2 separate regions of the Homo sapiens genome follow, and region 1 is linked to region 2. A link is an interaction called in ENCODE POLR2A ChIA-PET data of the cell type or tissue named here. Cell type or tissue: PC-9. All regions are shown on one strand. Links, peaks and the distances in the headings refer to the core of each region. The heading gives the core; the rest is flanking DNA. Region 1 has its middle 470 kb from the start of LINC02211. Region 2 holds the start of LOC124901175 (a long non-coding RNA gene).

Region 1 (10,484 bases), core at 1,567-9,566, 88 kb before region 2:
AGTGAATTATCAGAAAAAAAAGCAATTCAGTTAGCTAAATATATGTTCTACTGATTAAACATTTGCACATTCACTGTAGGAAGCATAATTTCATGATCTCAAGTTACAAATTGCATCTTTGTTTCCTCTGACTTAACCCTGACAATAAATTGATTGTCCTTAGTGATGGTGATGATGATACATTTGGGTTTCCTGTGTGAGTGTGAGTGTGAGTGTCTGTACATATTAAAAGCACAGGCATATTTAATATGTAGGGATTGCAAGGGCCTGCGACTTGATCGGTGCTTTCTAGCAAGTCAAAGCAGTTCTGGTTAGGAGTACCTGCTTTGCAATTATCTGAGAAAACACAATTGGATGTAGGCATCAATGGCAAAGTATAATAAATGATAAACATTTCCCTGGAAGAAGTAACCTAATTCTACATTAATACTTTTTTTCCTAAGTAAATATTATTTAACTATTACACATCTTTACCAAAAAATTAAATGTTACTTTAATGTCTACTAAATTCCTACATTCATTTATATGGTATTTACAACCTGGTTGCACAGTGATGCATACTTTAATTTATTCAAAATTGTCATTTATATGTCCTGTGCTTTGTTAAATAATCTACTCTACCCTCAATAAAATAATTTCAAACATAGTTTCTCTAATCAGAACTTGGAAAATTGTTTTGATTTTGTTTTCTTTGCTATCTCCACAAATGATTGAAAGAAAATAAAATAACTATGGTATTAAAATGGTAATTTTAAGTAAGCCAAAATACTTTGAATGAAAATAGTCACAATGCTATTATTGTGACTTATACACTTAAAAGAGAGTATAATCTTTGCAAACAAAAGGAAAATATTATTGATAATTGAAATTATATCTGCCAGTAACATTTTTCTTTTGCCCTGATATTATTGTGTTGACTGGTATCCATAGAAAATAAGTGCACCACATATCACTTTTTAAAACAATTTATTAATATTATAAATCTTACATCCATATATTTAATAATATCTACACCAGTGAATGTAATTTTAAAAATTTTTTGTAATGTGATTGCTAAGAAAAATGGAAATAAAATAGCAAATGTTCTCAATAGATATTCATTTGTAATATTTGATTTACAGCTTAAAATGCTCATTGCTACATTATTATTATGAAGACATAAAATAGGATATGGAGTATTTTATTACCTTTAGATAAAAAGCCATTAGATATGAGCTCACAGATGAAGCACAAACATCTGAACATTTGTTAAACATATACACTATTAGTGAACAAAGTAAAAAAGGTAAAAGAATACAACCAAAATTTGTAAAATCAGAAGGAAGAGTTAAAAATTTTCATTTTAAATACTACATTTTGCTAACAATGTTTTATTTCCAATCATTTGTTTTACAAATAATCTTAAACTAACTATGAATTTGAACCTTGTGGCCTAGTTCTAATTATTTTATAATTACAAAGATTTGGTAATTGAGAATGTTTGTTCCTAAAGTTAAGAATGAAGAATAATGTATATGTAGTATCTATACTGTGCATCTCAACCAACAGAACTGCATACAATTAGCATTTCATTTTAAGAAGAATTAAAATTAAATAGTAGAAAGTGCGAGAGAGATATATTAAAGCACTCATTAATTGAAGGGACTTATCGGTGGATTATTTCACACCTGTAAGAATACTAAGAACACATTAACAGTCAGGCTTATGCATTCTACCAATGAAGATACGTGGGGCAGAAAAATAGTAATATAAACAGAGGTAAAATCCAAGTTACACTTTTCAATTTAAATTTTCCTATGAGCAGGTTATTCATAGAAACAGTTCATTGTTATGTGAAATATATTCGTTAGAGGCAATTTGGAACTGTGAAAAAGATTTTCCTCTCAGTTGTTTATTCACTTGAATGAAAAAAATAGAAATCCAATTTTCTTTCAAATATAACTTTATCTCTACCTCAAGAATCAGAACAATGCCAGCAAATTTCAAAATATCATTTACTGGATCTGATCAAAACAGCCATACCTATTTCTTGGCTTACAAAATCATGGTGTTTCTTAAACATTTCTGCATTTATCTAGAAATAATTTCATTATATTGTCTAATATCATAAATAAGTCCTACTGTACTTTGTACTGCATCTTTGGTATATGGCAACATTGTAGAACTTCTTAAAGTTTCTGAACTAGAGCCTATGATGACAAATATCTCCATACATATTCCATCAGCTGAAATTTGGTCATATAACTATGCCTGACTCAGAAAAGCAGTTTCTCTCTGTGATCATAATCAGAGCAAAACAAATTTTGTTAACAGCTACTAATCTGTGCCACAAGCCTTACGTGCATAAATTAGATAAAAAGAAAAATTGAAAAAATAGTTAAGTCCATGTGTTGAGAAATAACAATAGGAGAAACCAAAGTAAAGTAAGGTTAATTTATATGAGAGCTAAAACAAGTGCAATAAGAACTTAAGAAGAATGAGCTTATCAAAAATGTCCAAAATATTGAAACTTCTAAACAATTACATAAAAACATAAACCACTGGTTAGATTGATCAAGAAAAAGAAGTGAAATAACATAGAAATAACTATTATTTGCAGGGTAAATATTTTAGTATTCTAGATTAGTTGTGTAATTCTTAGAAAAAATTATCATAGCAGATGTATTTAAAGTAAGTATAGTCCTAAATGGATGAATAATTGTTATATAAATGAATTTATTAGCAAGATTTACCAACAAAATGCTGAGAATTTTATGAGACTTTTAATAAATCCTGAAGATAAAGAAATAGTTATGTATAAGACTAATAAATATTTTATTTAAAAAACTGGATAATGCTTTAGAAAAAATATAATTTATGAATACAGGTACAAACATTTTAAATATAAGTAAAAGTTACTAAAGTAGTTGAACATCACTGCATCTTTCGGCTGCAGCTGTTCAGTTTGGTACGCAGTTCCATTTTTCACTGGAGATTTTCCTTTCTCTTTTCTACAAACAGCTCTGCCTTAGAATGAATTTTGCCTCTTTTATACTCAATATTTTGTGTACTTGCAATGAGAGGGATTTGGATTATTTTAGTTTTAAATGTCCATATTGCTGATTTAGCTACTTTTCCTAATAAGGGTTGGCTAAGGTTGTTGCTCCATTTCTTAACATAATGACTGCATACATATTGCCTCTTTAGAGCCACATTATTGAAGATCCAGATTGTTTTGTATTTTAATATTTGATATTGAATCTATCCCCATGGATAGACTTATAAGAAATTGGTCTATTTGCATCCCAATTCAGGACCTAGAAAGATAGAACTGGGTTTCATCACTTGTCAGAAATTTCCACTCACAGAAACCATTAAAGGAGTCAGAACCTTACTTTAGTTTCTTGGAATTGTCGCTACTGAGACCCTTCTGGAGTTTGGAACATCAGCTCTGGGAGTCATTACTGTTGAATGACTGATTTCCTGTCTTCTGGTTGAGGGCTGGAAGACAAGTGACCAACAGCAGGTTACTTAGCATCTTTCTTTTTGTTTTTAATCTCTGGAGCTATTATATACACACATCCAAGCCAAGTTTCTTAAAACTGGAAATTATTAATGAGAATCTACCTATAACTACTTGGATCCCAAGTGTTATCAAATTTAGACTGGGGCCTAGCAGGAAGCAAATAACATTTTCCTAAGGACAACTTAGAGAGAGGTGAGAAAAGAATAAGGAAAGCAACAATGGATGTTGAAGCACTCGTGAAATAGCAATATGGGAAGTCTCTACCGCTATAGGCCCCAAGAGACAAAAGGAGAGAGTGAAATTACATTGGCACAGCAATTTCCAGAAACTCAAAAGAAAGATTGCCTAAGAGGTGGCAGAGGAATGTAGCCTGTTCTAGCACTGTCACAAGGCCAGGAAGGAGATAGAACTAAAAAAAGACCTTGCTTTCAATATTCTGCTGTTACCTCCAAGTCCCCAAACCCAACTCTACCAGAGGCTAGTGTATACATAACTGATTTCACAAAGATTCTCATTCAGTGGGCATTGTGCAAGGTAAAGAAGGTAAAGAACAGATCTTGGGATCCAAATGTGATTGACCTGCTTAATTCACAGAATAAATTCGTAGTCATCAGACGATATAGAAGCCAATTTTTGCTGATTAATTTTACAAAGTCTGGAGTTTTTACTTGTTTTATTAACATTACATGTGAATGGTATGACACAGTGCAGTATTGGCAAAATAAAACAAGTAAAGACCAGTAGAATACAATAGAGAGTTCAGAAATAGACCCACACATATGTGGTTAATTGATTTTGGACAAAAGTTCTAAATTAATTTAATCAGGATGGAAAAATCTTGTCAACAAATGTACTAGAACTATTGGTTAGCCAAGTGTAAACACATGAATCTTAACACTAACTTCATACAAAAATTAAATTGAAATGGATTATATACCTCAATATAAAGATCACAAATCTAATGATGCAAAACTTGTAGAAGAAAACATAGGAGAAAATGTTAGTAGCCTTGGGTTGGGCAAAGTTTCTCAAATAAGACACAAAAAGCACAAACCACAACGAGGTATCACTTCACACTTGTTAGAATGGCTACAACAAAGAAGCCTAAAAGATAAGTGTTGGCAAGGATGTGGAGAAAGGAAATCCTTGCATGCTATTATTGGAAATGATAATTAGTGCATCCATTATGGAAAACCGTATGGAAAATCTTCAAAAAATTAAAAGTAGAATTAACATATGATCCAGCAATTTCTCTACTAGGTATATATTCAATGGAAGTGAAGCAATACGTAAAAGAGATATCTGCACTCCCATGGCCATTGCAGAACTATTCACAATAGGTAAGATATGGAATCAACCTAAGTGTCCATCAATAGATGAATGGATAAAGAAAATGTGCTATACATACAAAAGAGAATAGTATTCAGCCTTACAAAAGAAGAAAAATTTGTCATTTGCAACAACATAGATAACCTGCAGGATATTAGGTTGAGCGAAATAAGCCAGACACTGAAAGACACATGCCACATGATCTTGCTTATGTGTGAAACCTAAAAAAGTTGAACTCAGAAGTAGACAGAATGGTGGTTACCAAGGGATAGGGATAGGAGTCGGGGTGGGTGGGGAGATGTTTGTCAAAAAATACAAAATTTCAGTTAGCTGGGAGGAATGAGTTCAAGAGACCTATTGTACTACCTCGTGACCATAATGAATAACAATATATTATAATCCAGAAAATTGCTGAGAGTACATTTTAAGTGTTCTCACACACCAAAAAAGTATGTCAGATAATGTATATGTTAATTAGCTCAATTTAGCCATTTCACAATTTATAGCAATAGTCACCTAATAGAATGGTTCAACTTAAGATGTTTCAACTTTGCAATGCTGTGAAGCCACTCTGTTTTTTACCTTCAATACGGTATTTAAAAAAAAAAAAATTCACAACTTTATTATAAAATAGGATTTGTGGTAGATGACTTTGTCTAACTGTAGGCTAATGTAAGTGTTCTGAGCATGTTTAAGGTAGACTATGCTAAGCTATGATGTTCACTAGGTTAGGTGTATTAAATGCTTTTTCTTTTCTATATATATGTTTTTAGACAGACCCTCACTCTGTCACCCAGGCTGGAGTACAGTGGTGTGATTTTCTCTTGGGGGGGTTCAAGCAATTCTCATGCCTCAGCCTCCCAAGTAGCTGGGATTACAAGCACATGCCACCACACTTGACTCTTTTTTTTCTCTTTTTGTTTTTTTTCGGGGGAGACAGGATTTCACAATGTTGGTCAGGCTGGTCACAAACTCCTGACCTCAAGTGATCTGTCCACCTTGGCCTCCCAAAGTGCTGGTATTACGGGCATAAGCCACTGAGCCCAGCCATCATATCATTTTTATTTGTCAATTAAAAATAAATTTAAAAAGAAAAAAATTCAGAAAAAAGCTCTTATTTTTATTAATTTTTAGTGATTCTTTCATAATGTATATGTTTTTGCATATGCTTTATATTACATAGTATGTTGGTACAACAAACAATAATACAACTATATAATAAGTAAATAAATGCATATCTTGAAAGCACAAAGTATAAAATAATTTGGACTTTGAACAAATCAGTTTTGTTCTCCAAAAGAATTTGGTAAAAACAAAAGACAAATTACACATTGGGAGAAAATATTTGCAAAACAATTACTTGACAAGTGACTTATAAACGGAATATAAAATGAGCTCTTAAAACTCAACAGTAAGAAGATAAACAGCTGCATTAAATAAGGGAGCAAATTATTTGAATAAACATTTCCCCAAAGACATACAAAGATGGCCAGTGAGTGCATAAAAAATGCTCAACTACCTTATACATTAGAGAAATGCAAATTAAAACCACAATGAGATACCACTACAAACCAAGTAGAACAGTAAGAAAGATTGTTATCAAAAGACTAACCTGCCAAGTTTTGTAATGGGGGTCCGTTCCAAGATGGCTGAATAGGAACAGCTCCGGTCTGCAGCTCCCAGTGTGATCGATGCAGAAGATGGGTGATTTCTGCATTTCCAACTGAGGTACCTGGTTCATCTCATTGGGACTGGTCAGACAGTGGATGCAAACCACAGAGAGCAAGCTGAAGCAGGGCGCGGCATCGCCTCACCGAGGAAGCACAAGAGGTTGGGAGATTTCCCTTTCCTAGCAAAAGGAAGCCATGGCAGGCTGTACCGGGAAAATCGGGACACTGCCACCTAAACACTGCTGTTTTCCAACAGTCTTAGCAAATGGAACACCAGGAGATTATATCCCGCACCTGGCTTAGCGGGTCCCACACCCACAGAACCTTGCTCACTGCTAGTCCGAGATCAAACTGCAAGGTGGCAAGCCTGGCTGGGGGAGGGGCATCTGCCATTGCTGAGGCTTGAGTAGGTAAACAAAGCCGCCAGGGAAGCTTGAACTGAGTGGAGCCCACCGTAGCTCAGTGAGGCCCACCGGCCTCTGTAGACTACACCTCTGGGGGCAGGGCATAGCTGAACAAAAGGCAGCATACAACTTCTGTAGATTTAAATGTCCCTGTCTGACAGCTCTGAAGAGAGCAGTGGTTCTCCCAGAACGGTGTTTGAGCTCTGAGAACGGAAAGACTGCCTCCTCAAGTGGGTCCCTGTCCCCCGTGTAGCCTAACTTGGAGATATCTCCCAGTAGAGGCCGACTAACCCCTCATACAGCCAGGTGCCCCTCTGAGATGAAGCTTCCAGAGGAAGGATCAGGCAGCAATATTTGGTGTTCTGCAATATTTGCTGTTCTGCAGCCTCCGCTGGTGATACTCAGGCAAACAGGATCTGGAGTGGACCTCCAGCAAACTACAACAGACCTGCAGCTGAGGGTCTAACTAGAATAAACAGTGTAGAGAAGACCTTAAATGACCTGATGGCGCTGAAAACCATGGCACGAGAACTACATGATGCATGCACAAGCTTCAGTAGCCGATTCGATCATGTGGAAGAAAGGGTATCAGTGATTGAAGATCAAATTAATGAAATGAAGAGGGAAGAGAAGTTTAGATAAAAAAGAGTAAAAAGAAATGAACAAAGCCTCCAAGAAAAATGGGACTATGTGAAAAGACCAAATCTACGTTTGATTGGTGTACCTGAAAGTGATAGGGAGAATGGAACCAAGCTGGAAAACACTCTGCAGGATATTATCCAGGAGAACTTCCCCAACCTAGCAAGGCAAGAAAACATTCAAATTCAAGAAATACAGATATCACCACAAAGATACTCCTAGAGAAGAGCAACCCCAAGACATAAAATTCTCAGATTCACTAAGGTTGAGCTGAAGGAAAAAATGTTAAGGGCAGCCAGAGAGAAAGGTCGGTTACCCACAAAGGGAAGCCCATCAGACTAACAGCAGATCTCTCGGCAGAAACTCTACAAGCCGGAAGAGAGTGGGGGCCAATATTCAACATTCTTAAAGAAAGGAATTTTCAACCCAGAATTTCATATCCAGCCAAACTAAGCTTCATAAGTGAAGGAGAAATAAAATCCTTTACAGACAAGCAAATGCTGAGAGATTTTGTCACTACCAGGCCTGTCTTACAAGAGCTCCTGAAGGAAGCACTAAACATGGAAAGGAAAAATTGGCACCAGCCACTGCAAAAACATGCCAAATTGTAAAGACCATTGATGCGAGGAAGAAACTGTGTCAACTAATGGGCAAAATAACCAGCTAACATCATAATGACAGGATCAAATTCACACATAAGAATATTAACGTTTAATGTAAATGGGCTAAATGCCCCAATTAAAAGACACAGATTGGCAAATTGGATAAAGAGTCAAGATCCATCAGTGTGCTGTATTCAGGAGACCCATCTCACATGCAGAGACACAAATAGGCTCAAAATAAAGGGATGGAGGAAGATATAAAAAGCAAATGGAAAGCAAAAAAAAAAAAAGGGTTTGCAATCCTAGTTTCTAATAAAACAGACTTTAAACCAACAAAGATCAAAAGAGACAAAGAAGGCCATTACATAATGGTAAAGGGATCATTTCAACAAGAAGTGCTGACTATCCTAATTATATATGCATCCAATACAGGAACACCCAGATTCATAAAGCAAGTCCTTAGAGACCTACAAAGAGACTTAGACACCCACGCAATAATAATGGGAGACTTTAATACCCCACTGTCAACATTAGACAAATCACGAGACTGAAAGTTAACAAGGATATCCAGGCCTTCAACTCAGCTCTGCACCAAGTGGACCTAATAGACATCTGCAGAACTCTCCCCCCCAAATCAACAAAATATATATTGTTCTCAGCATCACATCGTACTTATTCCAAAATTGACAACATAGTTGGAAGTAAAGCACTCCTCAGCAAATATAAAAGAAAAGAAGTTATAACAAACTGTCTCTCAGACCACAGTGCAATCAAATTTGAAATCAGGACTAAGAAACTCACTCAAAACCACACAACTACATGGAAACTGAACAACCTGCTCCTGAATGACTACTGGGTAAATAATGAAATGAAGGCACAAATAAAGATGTTCTTTGAAACCAATGAGAACAAAGACACAACATACCAGAATCTCTGCGACACATTTAAAGCAGTGTGTAGAGGGAAATTTATAGCACTAAATGCCCACAAGAGAAAGCAGGAAAGATCTAAAACTGACACCCTAACATCACAATTAAAAGAACAAAAGAAGCAAGAGCAAACAAATTCAAAAGCTAGCAGACAGCAAGAAATAACTAAGATCAGAACAGAACTGAAAGAGATAGAGACACAAAAAACACTTCAAAGAATCAATGAATCCAGGAGCTGGTTTTTTGAAAAGATCAACAAAATTGATAGATCACTAGCAAGACCAATAAAGAAGAGAGAAGAATCAAATAGATATAATAAAAAATGATGAAGGGGATATTACCACTGATCCCATAGAAATTCAAACTACCATCAGAGAACACCATAAATACCTCTATGCAAATAAACTAGAAAATCTAGATGAAATGAGTAAATTCCTGGACACATACACCCTCCCAAGAGTAAACCAGGAAGAAACTGAATCCCTGAATAGACCAATAACAAGCTCTGAAATTGAGGCAATAATTAATAGCCTACCAACCAAAAAAAGTCCAGGACCAGACAGATTCACAGCCAAATTCTACCAGAGGTACAAAGAGGAACTGGTACCATTCCTTCTGAAATTATTCCAACAAATAGAAAAAGAGGGAATCCTCCCTAACTCATTTTATGAGACCAGCATCATCCTGATACCAAAGCCTGACAGAGACACAACAAAAAAAGAGAATTTTAGACCAATATCCCTGATGAACATCTATGCAAAAATCCTCAATAAAATACTGGCAAACCGAATCCAGCAGCACATCAAAAAGCTTATCCACCAAGATCAAGTTGGCTTCATCCCTAGGATGGAAAGCTGGGTCAACATACGCAAATTAATAAACAAAATCCATCACATAAACAGAATCAAAGACAAAAACCACATGATTATCTCAATAGACGCAGAAAAGGCCTTCAAAAAAATTCAACAGCCTTCATGCTAAAAACTCTCAATAAACTAGGTATTGACAGAATGTATCTCAAAATAATAAGAGCTATTTATGACAAACCAACAGCCAGTATCATACTGAATGGGCAAAAACTGGAAGCATTCCCTTTGAAAACTGGCACAAGACAGGGATGCCCTCTCTCACCACCCCTATTCAACAGAGTGTTGGAAGTTCTGGCCAGGAAAATCAGGCAGGAGAAAGAAAGAAAGGGTATTCAATTAGGAAAAGAGAAAGTCAAATTGTCCCTGTTTGCAGATGACATGATTATATATTTAGAAAACCCCATCGTCTCAGCCCAAAATCTCCTTAAGCTGATAGGCACCTTCAGCAAAGTCTTAGGATACAAAATCAATGTGCGAAAATCCCAAGCATTCTTATACACCAATAACAGACAGAGAGCCAAATCATCAGTGAACTCC
Region 2 (10,484 bases), core at 978-8,977:
TACATATTTTCCTTTAATTTTATAGTAAGCCAAAAATTTTTATGGTTGGGGTAGATGTAAAAGTGACACATTGTACTTTAGAAGACAACTAACCTTGTTTTGCCAGCTGTTTAGGCATTTTTTGTACCCATTTCTTGATTTGGAGGGTTTGATCTTGTCCTAAGCTTATCCCTCAACACCAGCCCTTACAATCTTACACGCCCACCTCTTCTGCAATAGTCCCTGGGCCTAGAGGGAGGTAGCTTGTATAGTTCTAGTAGCAGAGCATTAGCAGTGAAACGGATCTGGGCCCAGTGGGATGCCAAATGAGGGAGATTTGTGTCTCTGGTTTTCAGAATACTATGATTTTTGTTTCCTTGGAAGTAAAACAAAAAGATAAATAACAATCATTGTTTGACAATTTTAAGAGTAATTTGTATGTCAGAAGAGAAAAAGGAACCTACTCTATTAGGGCACCAACTAAAAACATGAGGAAAAATTAAAATCTGGTACTTTCTAGAGGATTATTGTAGCCAAGAAATAATGATTTACTCTACTCAAAAAGTTAGGCCTAAAATCTATTATTAAATGTTACGTTTTACCCTTGAAACAATTTTTTAGCTGCATTTTTTATTAAAGAGAATATTATAGGAAGAACAATTTGTGTGCAAATTTAGTTTTAGGCTTATGCTTGCCTGATTATTTGCATAAAATGCAGCAAATAATTGACTTGCCATATAGACTCCTTTAAAGTTGGTTTTGCTGAAATTTACCTAAAAATAAGCTATTTTAGTTTCAGTTTTGGAAAAATAAACAATGTCTCCAATTGTTAAAAAAAAAATTATTGAACTTATGCAGACAACTATATTACATATAGTTATGCAGACAACTATATTACATAAAATTACAATCTGAATTTTGGAGGACTCAGAAAGGTAAATTTGCTTACATAAACATACTTTACCCAAATAACGAAAAAGAAAAAGATTTTTATGACCCCCCTTTAATCAGAGTAGCAGCTTTTAAGACAAGACGTTTGTTTACTTTGGAAATGGTATTTATAAACCAAACAGCTCATAAGAGTTATTAGACGCTATAGAATTTAGCAGCTTTTCCCCATTAGTCCTAGAAAAAATGCTCTCTGCTTATAAGGTAGCAATATTTTATGTAAATCAATTTTATTTCATCATGGAACTTTTTGGGAAACATTATTTCCATCAGTATAGGGGTAGCTTCAGTTAATATTCTGTAGCAAGGGAGTAAATGTCCCATCAAGTAGAAATTCTCTAGCTCAGTCGTTGTTATTGAAAAGTACTCACAGTTTTGCCAACACCTCCATAAATGCTCCACACAAAAGGCTATGCAGTGGAGGATTTACATGAGCAGATGTAAATGTCTTTAGTTTTATAGTACTAGAAAGGGGAAAACATCCCCCAGTTAGATATAGTACCCATTTTCATAAGACATTTAGATAAAAGGGGCTACAATTACCTTATATAAAGCTTGTTAAACATCTTACATTTTATAATTCTATTATCTTGTATGTTTTTATGTTCTGGTCCCAGGAAGCCTTTTTTTACCCCCAGACCATTTTTACCTTTTCTGGTGAAACGGGTTTGGGTTCCCAGCAGGGAGTTGCATCTGTAAGACCTATGAAGGAAAGCAGATTAGATAAGTCTTCTTACACAGACCTGTGATTCTGTGGGATGGGCACCCATGTAAAAGGGCCCTCTTAATCCCCAAATTTACCATGTCCTGGGTAATAGACATATTTGTTGGGAAGATATTCCAGTTATCATAAAGCCTAGTCCAACATGGCTTGCATATGAAACATATCAACTGCTTCATCTGGGGCACTTCACTTGGTATTTTATAGGGAGGGTTGGGCAGTCCCCTTCTCTGGGAAAGACAGATCTTATAATGGATTTATCTGGCCCACAAGGCTGATTGCTTTCTCAGGATAACACCCTGTGCATTTGGATCACATATACTCAGTCATTGTTCATGAATGAGCTGTGGGTCCTGCATTAATCCAAACAAGCTCTAAATTCTATAGCATTTAAAATTAAGAATTTTGCCCTTAAAGTGGTTATTTTTACAATCCAAAATCCACTATAGTAAAGGTTTTTTCTGATTTTTGGGTGTTGTTGTAGTTATTGTTTTTCAAAGCTGAATGAAACCAATTTACAAAATGGAACAATTCCTTTACATTACACCCTTTGGTTTTAAATAGTTACTTGATTTTGCCATTCCCCCATATCAACTATTTTCTTGGTAACCATAGGGCTCAGAGTTTTTTTGCCCTAGATTTCTTTTTTTTTCATTTAGTTTTATCTGTATAATTTCCTTCATTATAAAGCAACTCTTAAATAGTTCCTTAACCAAAACCCTTACATTTTTTTTTTGAAAATTGACATCCATGTGTTTTATAAAATTTTACCCAAAGTGTACTTTATGCTCCTATTATTTTAACTTTTAGTTACCCAAATTTCCATTGGAGGGGGTCACGGAACTGAGGTTTTAACATGACTTTAAGGTATTAAATTACTGGAGAGAGTTTTGAGATTAAATTTACCAAATTTATTTTTACCAAAGATTACCAAGGTCATGTGAATTAAAAGACATCTGAGCTAGTGTTTGCCAATTTGATAAGCATTTACATTTATTAAGCTAATTAATAGTTTTTCATGTAGTTTTTTAATAAAATATCATTTCTACATAACACATATAAAGATAGAGATATAACAGGCATGTAGAAAAAAAGACAGGTCCAAAAGGTATTTTATTTGCCTGTTTTCAAACATTTTCTCACCTACTTTAGATAATTAGTAAAAGTTACAGGAGGCAACAAAATATGAAGGAGAGAGCCATCATTCAAGGCCTTTTCGATATCAATCTGAAGATATCAATCTGAAGAATGTTAAATAAAACAGATTATAGAATACAAAAATTTAAAAATTTTGCATTAAAAGTTAAATATTTGTAATAAAAATCTTGTTTTAACTAATTTTTTAGTTTAGTATTTGTGTATTTTTAATATCAAAGACCCATTTCTAGAAAGACTATTATAATATCTTCTTAATCATAGCCAACTGAGTTATGCAATCCCTCTTAAAAATTCCTTCTTACTGACCTTACTATGACTTACATAGTTCATTCACAACATGTTTATACTGTTTTGTTTAAAATATCCCTTCTTTTTGTATAACTCTGTCATTTTTTTAATCTTAGGACAAAAATTTACCACACAAGATTCTTTCTTATATAAAATTACTTTTCTTTAAGCCTTTTGTTTTTTTTTTTTTTACCAAAAATACCTCTTTATTTTTATAACTTTCTTTATATCTCTCTTATTTACTGATTTATTTTACCTTGTTTCATATATAACACTTAAATAAGCTTTGAATTAGACAAAGATATTGATACAGCTCCAACGAGTAGAGGAACACCTGGGTTCTTGGTCTTGCACCAGTTTGGATAAAAGGGCACAGACACACGTGGAATGGTTTTAAGGAGCAAAAAGTTTAATAGGCAAGAAAGGACGGAAGAAGAAAACAGCTCCCCTGTACAGAAACAAAGGGAGGGTGGATTCGAATAGAGAGAAAAACCTGTGTGGGGTGGAAAAGTGGCTGCTTATATGTGGAGGCTGGAGGAGGTAGTGTTTGATTTGCATAGGGCTCAGGGGATTGGTTTGATCAGGCATGTCATTCATGTAGCCCGTGAAAAAACTGGCCCTCTCACCTTAGCCTTTTAATATGCAAATACAGGGCGCTGTGATGTTCTACACACATGGGGATATGTGGGGGTGGCCATGTTGCCAGGCACATGTGTGAACAAGGAAAAGACAGCGGGAATAGCTATGTTCGGGTGGACCCAGTTTCTAATGACTTGAATTTGCATATCAAAGCTTGCTGGCCTGGCTCTAAGAGCCAGGGCTTTCCTGATAGACAAGAAACATTTCTGGAGCTACTTTAAATGAAACAAAAACTTTCCAAACCCCTTTTCCTATCTGCCTAAAAACACTGTTTTTAACAATATTTTACCATTAGGAACATTAAAAAATGTTTTTCTATAATTCTTAAATTGGAAATTGCCCAGATACTTAATGTCAATTAATAACCTTAGATCCTAAACTAGGACAAGTTAGTTTACAAGCATTTATTCCATTACATTTACCTGATTGAATTTTATACTTTACCTAGATTATTTATTAAAAAACGAGGTCAGGAGATCGAGACCATCCTGGCTAACATGGTGAAACCCTGTCTCTACTAAGAAAAAAATACAAAAAAATTAGCCTGGTGCGGTGGGGGGTCGCCTGTAGTCCCAGCTACTTGAGAGGCTGAGGCAGGAGAATGGCGTGAACCTGGGAGGCAGAGCTTGCAGTGAGCTGAGATCGCGCCACTGCACTCCAGCCTGGACAGAGCAAGACTCCCTCTCAAAAAACAAACAAACAAAAAAAACTGTGATAGCCAATATTTAAAGTTATTTTTCTACTAACCATTTTTGTAGCTGTGAATTTCAGGTATTTACTTAAGTAAAAAAACTTACGGTTGGTTAGTTTTAAGGGTATGAGGGACTAAGTGGCTAAGTTGGCTGGACTTCCTGGGTCAATATGGACTTACCGAAGGGGCTTTCCCATAAGCCAAAATAAGTCATAGCTGCAAGCTAAGGGATTGAAACTTCAACCAATCAAAAAGGACTTTCCCCTAAGCCAAAATGAGTCACAGATGCAAGCTGTGGATTGAAACTTCAACCAATCATACAGGGAGTTTAAGCTCTAGCTGCAGCCTGACGTTTTTAACTAATCAGGCCCGCAAACCCACAAGCGGACTGAAAATAAGCTAATTCTATAGGACAGAAAAAGGAAAAAAGGAAAGGTCATAAGGGGATATAAGCATAAGACACCCAAGCCAGAAACAGCAACCCTTCTAGGTCCCGTTCCAAGTGGAAACTTTACTTTTACTTTCACTTTCGCTTTCGCTTTACTTTCGCTTTCACTTTAATCTTGCCACCGCACACTCGTTGGGTACACGCGTTTCTCCAGTCAAGCTGTAACACTCACCACCGCGGTCCACGGATTCATTCCTTGAAGCCTGTGAGGCCACGATCCCTTCAATTGAGAAAAGACCTTTGATAGGGAGAAGACTTCTCATCTCAGGTATTTATACCAATAATTCAGCATTTAGCTGTTTTCATTTAAGCCAACAATATTTCATAAGCATATACAAGCAAAGATTATTCTGTCTTGGGCTGGGTTTTATAGCTTATAACCCTTATGGCAAATCTTATAGTATTTTGCAGAAATAAACAGGGAACCACTTGATCAATAGATGCAAACAAAATGCTAACATTCTGAAGACATTGCTGATATTATCTTACTAATAATTTTAAAGCCTGCTTATTTAGTAAAGATTTCACTTAAGTCACGTGAACTTGAAAAATCATTTGACTAGTTTTTCTTTTTTTAAAGCCAATTAATTAGAGCTCTTCATATATTTTTAGTAGTGAAAATATTGTGTACACAGACATAAATAAATAGACGTATTTAAGCATGCTGATAGAAGTATTTTATAGATTCATGAAAGACTTCCTTTTCCCACTTATTTTCTATTTTGGAAGTTCTTGATAATATGTTACATCACCCTAGGCAGTTGTCAGCTAAGTAGCCCTAAATTTGCATATTAAAGGAAACAACTCAGGTGAAGATCAGAGAGCAGAATTTACATCATAAGGTATGGGGAGAAAGTCTGGTGTGCTAGAGGGAAATTAAAATAGATTCAATTGCCAATTGAACATAACATTATAGAAGTCTATTATAAAGGTCTTTAAATACATACACACACATACAAACAGAAACTTCCCATAGCTATTACTTCAGTACTTTAGCCATGAGATATATTCAACTTTGCCAGGTTTCAAAAAACACTGTTAGTTCCGAACAGTGGTTTTTATCTCAGTAGAAAAGTAATAGCAGTTTTAAAGCATGCAGGAAAGAAAATAGAGAATGAGAACTTAGAAACTCTATAGTTTCCAGGTCGACCTTAGGACTCTTTGGCCTTAATGTAAACTGTGCACAAAGACCATATTACTTCAAGTAGAGGTGCCATTAAACTTACAGAGTGCTCTAAAGGGGGGTCATTCTCCTGGTTTTCTCTTTATTCTTAGTTAATTCCGAGAGAAAAGCAATTGAGAAGACTCTTTAGAAATGCATCTCTGAACTTGAATTAGGATCCTTAAACAACACCTTCCCAGGAAAAAAAAAAAAAGCTTAGAATAAACCAAGGACTGTCAACCAAAGGGAAGTCCAGGGTTCAAGAGGACTAACCATTTTCACTGGAGGAGAAGCTTGAACTCGGTTGGCCTTCATTGGGCCCCTGCTAGTACCTTAGCTCCCATTTCAAGCAACTCCTCTGGGGTCCTGATTCTTCTCTGAGGCTCCATGTGTTTGGGCGCCAGATTATTCTCGATGAAAAGAGTCAAACTCTGTAAAATATTTGAAGAGATTTATTCAGAGCCAAATATATCCGTGGCCTGTGACACAGCTCTCGGGAGGTCCTTGACAACATTTGCCCAAGGTGGGGGTATAGCTTGGTTTTATATATTTTAGAGAGGCATGAGACATCAATGAAATACATTTAAGAAAACCATTAGTTTTGTTCGGAAAGGCGGGACAACTCAAAGTGGGGGCTTCCAGGCTATAGATCAATTTAAAGACTTTCTGGTTGACAATTGGTTGAGTTTATCTGAAGACCTAGGATCAATGGAAAGGAATGTTTAGGTTAAGGTAAAGAATTGTGGAGACAAAGTTTTATTGTGCAGAGCAGCCTCTCAGATACCAGACTTTAGAGAGAGGGCAGGTTGTAAAATGTTTCTTATCAGACCTAAATGGGTGCCTGGCTCTTAGTTGGTTATCTTCTGGAACTGCAAAGAAAGGAAGGAAAACAAAGGGGAAAGAAGATTCTCTGTAGAATATGGATATTTCCCACAAGATACTTTGCAAGGCAATTTAAAGGTATGGCAAAAGAAAATATTTTGAAGTTAAATATTTTTTTCTTCTGTCATAATGTTATGCTAGAGTTAGATTGAAAAGTAAGTCATGATAGGGTCAAATAAAACCCACCTGATGAGAATTTATGGTTTGCCGGGCATGATTCCGTAGGCCCCTTAGGTAGGAGCTTGGGCAAGATAAAAAATCAGAGTTTAGTCCTCACTATCTATGTCTATCTATGCTTATTTCTGATTTTTAACTCCCTATCCCACCTGCACATTTCTTACATAGCTGAATGTTGGATATTTATGTTATCATTATGTTTTTATGCACATAAACTGGCTCAGACAGGAGTAATATCAAGGTCTGTCAACCATATTTTATTGTTTTGAGTTACCCCAATTAATATCAGTAAAGATACTGATGAAATTCTATGAAAACCCTCCTTTTGTTTGAGACAGAGTCTTGCTCTGTCATCCAGGCTGGAGTACAGTGGTGTGATCTCAGCTCACTGAGGCCCCTACCTCCTGGGTTCAAGTGAGTCTTCTGCCTCAGACTTCCAAGTAGCTGGGATCACAGGTGTATGCCACCACACCTGGCTAGTTTTTATATTTTTAGTAGAGACAGGGTTTCACTATGTTGGCCAGGCTGGTCTTGAATTCCTGACCTCAAGTGATCCATCTGCCTCTGCCTCCCAAAGTGCTGGGGTTACAGGTGTGAGTCACCTCACCAGGACCTATGAAAGCCCTTTTTAAAAAAGTTCTGGAGAACACAGTAAAATTTGTTTTTTGGTTTGTTTTTGTTGTTGTTTCTATTTCATTGAGTTCTCCATTTCCCAGATCCTGTATAGAATATTTCTGTAAAGAGATTTAAGAAGATACTAAAACTCAATCAATTTAGGAAACGTTTCAATAATTTAGTATGAATATAGTGTTTGATAGAATGTAAAATAGAGCAACCTCCCTCATACACATACAAAGACAGTTTTCAATATTTTAAAATACCATGGTCATGTCATCTAGGGTGACAACTCCAGCTACTCAGTGATCCTGAGCCCACTATTCTTTTGAATAGAAGAACTATTTAGTTCAGCAAAATGCATTATGCCGGGCAATATGGTGGCTGTTGGGAATAATGTACTAGACAATGTATCTTTTTAAAGAAAATATTTAGCCTAAAGGTAAATACAAAAATCAAAAGCAAAAGCAGTTATACATATATAAAAACAGAGTAAATGTTGATTACAAGGTATATAATTATATAGCAGTATAAAAAGCAAAAAGAGTTAAGTCAATGCTACATATCTCTAAAGAATTTGCAGAGGAAGTCATGTTTAATAACAGATATGAAGAAGAATTTTAACTTATTTAGACTATATTTGAGTTTATAATATTGCAGACAAGAGAATATAACTCTGGGAGGCCGAGGTGGATGGATCACCTGAGGTCAGGAGTTCGAGACCAGCCTGGCCAACATGGCGAAATCCAGTCTCTACCAAAAATACAAAAATTAGCCGGGCGTGGTGGCAGGCACCTGTAATTTCAGCTACTCAGAAGGCTGAGGCTGGAGAATCACTTGTACCCAGGAAGCAGAGGTTGCAGTGAGCCGAGATTGCAGCATTGCACACCAGCCTGGGTGACAAGAGTGAAACTCTGTCTCAAAAAAAAAAAAAAAAAAGGAAAAAAAAAAGCGGGAATATAACTATGTCTCTGAGTCAGGAGAAAACCTATGTTTGAGAACCTGAATAGAAAAGCATAAGAATTAAGGGGATTGTGGCACATGGTGAGATGTAGTGAGGAGCTAGATGAAGCAAGATGTTTTAGATCATTTTAAGAATAATGGATTTTTTTTCTTAAAAAATAATTGAGAAAGTTTTAAGATGCGACGTGACATTCTATGATTTTCATTTCTAGACATTTTGCAACATGGGTGATCATTTTGAAGGTGTCAAGAATGGGTACTAAAATAGAAAATAAAAAGCTGTTAAAATATTGCAATTGAAGAAAATTGGTAGCCTGGAAGAAGCTAACCTATTTTCAGTCCATTAATATTTTCTTCACATTTTAATATTTGGAAAGGTAATGTTCAGTTTTTTCAGAGACAAAAATCAACCTTTATAAAATGTTTATTTAATGGGTCAGCAAATCTGAAATTGTGAAGCTTTGTTTTATATTTGAAAGATTTAAAGTGATTACAATTAGTTGTCCCTATGAAATTGATTACATGTCTTTCCCTGCAAAAAGCCAATCCACACATAATTATAAAAGAGGTAAAATTACCTTAAATTTAAATAGCAGCTCCTAGAATAATAAAGCTTTACTATAAATGAATTATAATCATAGCATCCATAAAAAAAAATGTGCATCAATTGATCATACAAGCCATTTGCCAGAGTAGTACCACAGAGGTTACTTAGTAGAATGTGGATTTTTGCTACAGCTATGTCATCTACTAACAATTTAAACTCGGGTAGGTAGTATGGTTTGGATCTCTGTCCCTACCCTAATCTCATGTCAAATTGGAGGAGGGAACTGGTGGGAAGTGATTGGATAATAAGGAGGGTTTCCCCCTTGCTGTTCTCATGATAGTGAATGAGTTCTCATGAGATCTGATAATTTAAAAATGTGTGGCATTTTATTCTTCTCTCTCTCTCTCTCTCCTACTCCACCATTGTAAGATGTACTTGATTCCCTTTTACCTTCCTCCATGGTTGTAAGTATCCTGAGGCCTCCTAGCCATGATTTCTGCACAGCCTGCAGAACTATGAGTCAATTAAAGTTCTTTTTTTCATAAATTACCCAGTCTCATGTAGTTATTTATAACAGTGTGAAAAAAAAATTAAGACAGAAAATTGGTACCAGGAGATTGGGACACTGCTATAAAAATACTTGAAAGTATCAACTTCTGAACTGGGTAACAGACAGAGGGTGGAACAGTTTGGAGGGCTCAGAAGAAGACAAGAAGATGTGGGAAAGTTTGGAACTTCTTAAAAATTTGTCGTTTTGTTTTGACCAAAATGCTGATAGTGATATGGACAATAAAGTCCAGGCTGAGATGGTCTCAAATGGAGATGAGGAACTTACTGGGAATAGGAGTAAAGGTGACTCTTGCTATGCTTTAGCAAAGGGACTAGAGACATTTTGTCCCTGACCTAGAGACCTTTAGAACTTTGAACTTGAAAGAGATGATTTTGGGTATCTGGCAGAAGAAATTTCTAAGTAGCAAAGCATTCAAGATGGACCCTGGCTTTTTCTAAATGCATACAGTCATATGCTTGAAGAAAGAGATGGTCTGAAATTGGAACTTACATTTAAAAGGGAAGCAGAGCATAAAAGTTTGGAAAATTTGCAGCAAGGCAATGTGGTAGAAAAGAAAAACCCAATTTTGGGGGAGAAATTAAAGCCTGCTGCAGAAATTTGCATAATTAAAGAGGAGCTGAATGCTAATAGCCAAGATAATAGAGAAAATGTCTCTAGGCCATGTCAGAGAACTTTAGGGCAGCTCATCCTATCAC

The links. Peaks named below come from ENCODE experiments on the same cell type or tissue, not always from the same donor. Only the 100,000 strongest peaks of a DNase experiment are listed, where the experiment ranks them.
Region 1: POLR2A ChIA-PET joins it to region 2 with 11 read pairs; 3 of 35 experiments call an interaction of 5 or more read pairs at or near these places.

Annotation. Positions count from the first base shown.
Region 1 is chr5:25,651,965-25,662,448 of GRCh38, reverse strand. No RefSeq gene overlaps it. Among named protein-coding and RNA genes, the nearest start is that of LINC02211, 470 kb to the right of the region's middle. In PC-9, for the core only: no CTCF peak of the experiment used is centred there; no DNase peak of the experiment used is centred there.
Region 2 is chr5:25,563,653-25,574,136 of GRCh38, reverse strand. It overlaps LOC124901175 (a long non-coding RNA gene), which reads right to left and starts at 4,313. Exons shown (of 2, transcript XR_007059126.1): 1 at 1,577-4,313. RefSeq lists enhancers at 3,573-4,119, 4,795-5,302, 5,303-5,809, 5,810-6,318. In PC-9, for the core only: no CTCF peak of the experiment used is centred there; no DNase peak of the experiment used is centred there.